2 separate regions of the Homo sapiens genome follow, and region 2 is linked to region 1. A link is a loop called in an ENCODE intact Hi-C map of the cell type or tissue named here. Cell type or tissue: Caco-2. All regions are shown on one strand. Each heading gives the region's core, and the rest is flanking DNA. Links, peaks and the distances in the headings are about the cores only. Region 1 has its middle 19 kb from the start of SORBS2. Region 2 overlaps SORBS2 (sorbin and SH3 domain containing 2).

Region 1 (2,917 bases), core at 175-2,674:
AGATAGATAGAAGTAAAGTAAGTAAACATAATCTTATTATAGTTGGTCAGGGTAAATTTTTGATTTAAGGCTATTTAATACTCTAAGGCTTTTAAGCAAAGGTAGAATCTTAAAATCTAAGAAAATAATACAATCTTTTTTATAGATATGTAACAGCATCAGATGGGGTTTTTACATAAAGTTAGATGATTTTAAATCTTAACTAGTGCCTAGAAAAGATTCCAGACAAGGGAATGTCTACCTATAACATGATTCAGCTTAATTTAGGGAAACCATCTATCATGGCATAAGTGCAAAGACTGAAAGCTGCTGCCTTACCAAGTGTTAATATTCAAAGAACTAATATTCGTAAGTTTCAAATATATTGAAATTGCTTCTCTTCAATAAAAGGATTGATCATATTAAAACCAGAGAACACAATACTGGTAATACTATTTAACATTTATTGAACAGTTAGTATGTGCCAGACACTATGCTAAGCCCTTTGAAGGAGTTACTTCATTTAATCTTTCACCATTTTAATAAGGTGCTAGTATTAGTTCCACTTTAGAGATGACAGCATTGAGGTCTTGTTGACTTCACAGTTTTGCCTCAGTTCAGTCCTATTTGGAAAAATAGGAAATGTATTTTTTAAAGCACTGGTAACATCTCAGAGTGTAGTGGAAAGAATAGAACTTTAGGAGTCAAGAGAACTGTCCTTCAGTCTCCACTGTAAGCTCCCTGAGGGAAAGGACTCTGTCTTGGTTACCACTCCATGGCCAACACCCGTCCACATACCTGCGGCATAATAAAAACTTAGTAACCCTTCATGGAATGCCGGACTCACTGAAGGAGAGCAGGTGCTGCTTACTCAATGTGTGATCTGGCCAGGTGATTTAACCCCTCAGGGCCCTATCCATTTGTTATTCCTTTCCTATTCTAACATCTTCCTTGTTCCTAAAAATGATTTGAGGAAACAAATAAAGGATTCAGCTGCACAAGACCTTTAAAGTAAAGATAAAAGGTCAAGAGTGATGTACTTGAAGAAGGGAGAAAACTATTTCCAAAGTCAAGGCTAAGAATAGCTGCCTCGTCTGGGCATGGAATTTAGACTGAAAGTTGCTGCAGCAACAGAGCCTCTGTGGATTGAAGCCACCCCACCTACCCGCTCTTCTTCTGCCACATTTGGCCAGAGCAATCTGCTCCTGTAGGAGTCTTGGAGGAAAGAAGAGAAGAGCCCAAAATATCCCTTTTGCTGTCTAATTATTTTTAATGACTAAATCATCCCAGTTCTAGATGACCATGTTGGGTCCATTTTAGAGTGTACGATCAAGTGTACGATCAAAAGTTCAAATGGCAGAAAAACCTTGAGAAGATAAAAGGCTACTTTCTCTAGTGAAATCTGAAACACCGTGTTGAATGGAGGAATTAGAATAGCGCCCAAATAAGGAAGAGTTATAAAGAGCAGGTCTAAAAAAATAAAAAAGAACCAAGTCACAGCAAACCCTAAGTACCCATATAGTAGCACAAGTTAGCTCTGGGCCTTTCTAGCAGAATGGCTACTGGAAACAACAGAGGCCGTGAGAAAAATAGTAGAAAAATGTCCAGCCACCCTCACACAAACCCAGCTTAAGGTGATGGCTAACCGCCCTCAGGAGGGTGTTTGTTTTGGGTTCAGACAGGGCAATTTGATAAGAAAAGAATCTTAGCCAAATGGTGAGAAAGGTAAATAATTAACCATGTTACTTCAACAAACAGCACCAACCCAAGACATTTGGGTTACACTTGAAAAAAGAAGCAATGGAACTAGCAAGTCTCTATCCTGAGAAAATGTTCTTGATCCTTTGGCCATGAGCTTTTACTTTCCCCGAAGAAGCCACTCCCTTTCTTAATTTGGTTGCACTTCAGAGATCAAAAGGGGGCCTCTTCCAACACACAAAAGATATGCTCCTACTTCTTCAGCGTTTATGATGATATTTGTTCAGCTGCTTCCTTCCATAACCATTTTCTATTTGCAGACTCAAAATCAGATAGTGGGTGATTCAAAGAGCTAGGTGGCAAAAATGTGCTGACCCACCTCACAGCACCTATGTGTGCTGGGTTTCAGACCTCTATATGGTCATCTTGCAAATCCATTCATTGGGAAAATTCCAATAGCTTAGTGGCTCATTCTCCAAACTATGATTTGAGAGCATCTAGAGGGCCAACCAGAATGTGCATTTTCTCACTATTTTCCTAAGCACCATTCAATGTGCTACATCTAGGTTAATAATAGTAATCAGGGAAATCAAAGAAAAAAATGTGAAGAAGTCACCGTTTGACTTGGAAAAATCACCAGTACAAATGTATAATCAAATGGCATGCGATTACAACTGTGCCTCTTAACACTATATCATACCTGGGGCCTGGAACTCTTGGGAAAATTATAGTGGAAATTTAAATTTTTAATTTAATTAATATATAGAGAATGCAGGAGTGTTAGGTATCCTTCCCATACTCTTCTTTCTCCTAATTCAGTAAAGTCATTTGAGCTGAAGATTTAAATCTGAAAAATCCAATTATTTATTTTGAGCCATGCATTTTTGGTAGCACTAAAGAAGTTGGGTAGAGAAATTAGCAACCATGGGTTGTATAGAGCAGATGGCTGGAATTAAGAATTTATGAAAAAATATATTGTGACATTATGAAATAATTTTTCATGGATGTTTTAGCTTGATGTGTAAGTACCGAGTAGGTGTTCCCATTTAATAAATAATGACTATGTGCCAGAAATTAAGAGCAAAACTTAAAAGAAAACTCATTCTTCTACCTTCTGGAGAGATGCTCACTCTGCCTCATTTATTCCTTTAATGTCATCTCTTGGTTTGTGTGTCTGTGTGTCTAGTGGGAACGGGGATGGGGATGGGAATAACAGAGCTTTTCTCTCTCTGTCTCATTC
Region 2 (2,917 bases), core at 177-2,676, 180 kb after region 1:
ACTAAGTAAATTGCTGAAACTGTCATGAAGCCATAGCAAAGAGTCAGAACATTTTATCACAGAATGGGACTCTGTTATTAAGAACATAAAATAGAGAAATGAAAACACTGAGAAGCGATGTTGATTGGAAGCCAGTTTGTAACCATTGGACGCTCTCTTCATTACAGACAGTCGACCGGCCCAAGGACTGGTACAAGACGATGTTTAAGCAAATTCACATGGTGCACAAGCCGGGTATGTCTGCTGCTCTGCTTTCTGATGAGGTCCTTGTGGGTTGAAGGGACTACATTCGTCTTTTGCATCGGTTTGATTCACACACAATGTCAAGACCCCAGCAAACTCCGTGTCCCCTTTCTTTTCAGCATGCCTCCTGTTCTCCTTCTGTCACCCCTCCGGTGACAGATCCCTGTGCCTCTGCCTCCCACCTGAGCTGCCAAGAAGCCTCCCCATGGAGGACAACCAGGCACTCTGGCCTCAGCCCTCCATCCTCCCCTGTCCACAGTCTAAATTGGTGTGTTGCCTGGGTGAAAAACACATTGTTCCTCTGTCCACCCCTGTCTGCTCTCATCAGGAGAGTGAGCCTGCGCGGGTCTGCCTGAGCCTGCTCTGTAGACAGGAGACCACTAAAGCACTTAGTAAAGGAAATTTGCGATCCAGAGCAGAGAGGTTTCTGGGGAAGCGAGGACAAGGGCCTGACTTTGCATGCTACGAAGAGGGCAGCAAGACGAATATGTTACAGATAAAAAAGGGCAGTTTGCAGAGGCCTGTGGTGGCACACACCTGTAATCCCAGCTACTCAGAAGGCTAATGTGGGAGAATGATTTGAGCCCAGGGGTTGGAGGTTTGGAGGCTGCAGTAAGCAATGATCACCACTGCACTCCAGACTGGACGACAGGGTAAAACCCTGTCTCTTAAAAAAAAAGAAAAAAAGAAAGAAAATGGCATTATGAACTAGGAAAAATACGTTGCTTTTCTAACAAATTTCTGTTGTTTGTCTGAAGTTCTGCTGTCTCGTTGTCCTTTGGTGACAATCTATATTACCATAATATTTATGTTTCATTTTCTAGATGATGACACAGACATGTATAATACTCCTTATACATACAATGCAGGTAGGATGGGTTTCCTTGCTCGCAATGACTATTTTATGCTCAGCAATGTTTGGAAGAACGACACGGTCACCTTTTTTCCCCTTCTGTTTGAGCACATGTTTTCAGTTCATATATTAGGAGGAGGATTTCTTTTCTTTTCTCAGAGCGTGCATAACAAAAGGATTGACTTTTCTCATGGAAATGAGAACTAATACTGGTTTATCTCATTCATTCCCACTGTTGGTTTATTCTCAGCTTCAGGAATGTTTAACCAAAGTGTGAAGGATAGGCTGAAAGGACACACTGTAACCCAGGGTACAAAATAAGATAAAGATCTTTTATCAGCAGAGAGAATGATTACAATTGTGTAAGATCTTTCAGATACACTTCACCAAAAACAAGTCAAACAAAGTATTCTGTGACCTTGTCCCTGCCTTTTGCTCCAAAATGCAACCATTCATTGAAAGAGTTTAAAAATCCCCCTTGGCGGGGCCACTTTTCTGACTCAGAATTGCCAGTGGTCACAATAGAATGGCTTCAGTTCCAGGCACTGCCACTTGGATTGGCGAGCCTTGGTATCTCGTGCAGGGGTCTGCAGGCTGGAAGGAGGGACCCCTGACAAATGTTTTTCCCTTCATCACTTTCTCCTGAGTGTTGCCTCGGGATTCTGCCCAGGGCTCCTCTCCCTGCCCAGTCACAGGCTCAGGACAGGTGCACAACTATTTTTTTTCTTCTTTCTTTAGACCAGGCTCGGAGGCTGGCACTGCTCCCCTCCCCTTCAGCAGCTGCAACCTCACTTGGGGTCCTCTGGGCAGCCTGGGGTCGCATGATCCTCCTGTTCTGCACCCCTGGAGACCACATTCAGGCCCTTTAACTATTTGGGATTGTGCTCCTATCTCCAAAGACAAATTGATAGAGGGAAAATCAGTAGAACAAACTCAGCAAGCCCTCTGGGTTTAAGTCTTGGCTCGCCCCACTGATAGCTTCAGGCCCACAAAGATGTTTCCCTTAATTTCATCCCTGCTCCCACGCCCACCAAACTCACCTCCTTTATTTAGCTCAAAAGTTGAAGTCCGACTGTTGAATCCAAGCAAAACTGTAAGTGTAGATGTTGTCTCTTTTCATTTGCTGTGGAAATGTGCATGGACTTTCAGGAGAAGCGAACGGGTACAAATAGAATTAGCTCCAATGATTGGGTGCAGGAAAATTTAGAATTTTTATAACTGTTTTAATATTGAGGTTTGTGTCACATTAGTGATTAGTGAATGGAACAGCAGTGATATATTACTTTGTACAGCCCTACAAGCTGATCATTTGATCAGTGGACGAGTCAACTGCAGCTAGTCTCTTTGCTCTCTACTAACCGTGCAAGCCATGGCTTCACACCTTGCACTTTTCTGCCTTTTTTTCTATACCATCCCTGCTCCCCTCTTGCCCTGCTCACCGAAACTCATTCAGGGCTGACTCTGGACTCGTGGGTTCCATAATACCTTCTCTGAGCAATCTACCACCTACTAGCATCCTTTAATTCTTACTATGTGTTTTCTTCATTTGGTCTTTATTATCTTTTACCAATTATTTTCCATCATAATTCTATTTGTGTCTGATTTTCCCAGGTGCACTCTAAGCATATTGAGGACTCATGTTTCCTTGTACCTTGCACAGCACTTTATAAACACAACTGTGTGCAATATTTTGTTTGACTACAATTAGCATGTCAATTTTCATATGTAAATCAGGGTTTTTAAAGTATTAGAAGATATTTGGAAACAGTTCCGTTTTTAATCTTGCTCTGAAAACTGAACTATTTTCTTAGTGTATACAAT

What was found. Hi-C counts contacts between places; a loop is a spot of excess contacts. Peaks named below come from ENCODE experiments on the same cell type or tissue, not always from the same donor. Only the 100,000 strongest peaks of a DNase experiment are listed, where the experiment ranks them.
Region 2: it touches region 1 in a loop (6-fold over the local background); 3 of 110 quality-filtered maps call a loop at or near these places.

Annotation. Positions count from the first base shown.
Region 1 is chr4:185,829,514-185,832,430 of GRCh38, reverse strand. It overlaps a transcript of SORBS2 not described here. Among named protein-coding and RNA genes, the nearest start is that of SORBS2, 19 kb to the right of the region's middle. In Caco-2, for the core only: no CTCF peak of the experiment used is centred there; DNase peaks (open chromatin) are centred at 800, 1,610 and 1,930.
Region 2 is chr4:185,649,979-185,652,895 of GRCh38, reverse strand. It overlaps SORBS2 (sorbin and SH3 domain containing 2), which reads left to right. Exons shown (of 27, transcript NM_001395207.1): 10 at 168-234; 11 at 1,068-1,112. Among named protein-coding and RNA genes, the nearest start is that of SORBS2-AS1, 64 kb to the right of the region's middle. RefSeq lists a silencer at 1,267-1,561. In Caco-2, for the core only: no CTCF peak of the experiment used is centred there; a DNase peak (open chromatin) is centred at 1,550.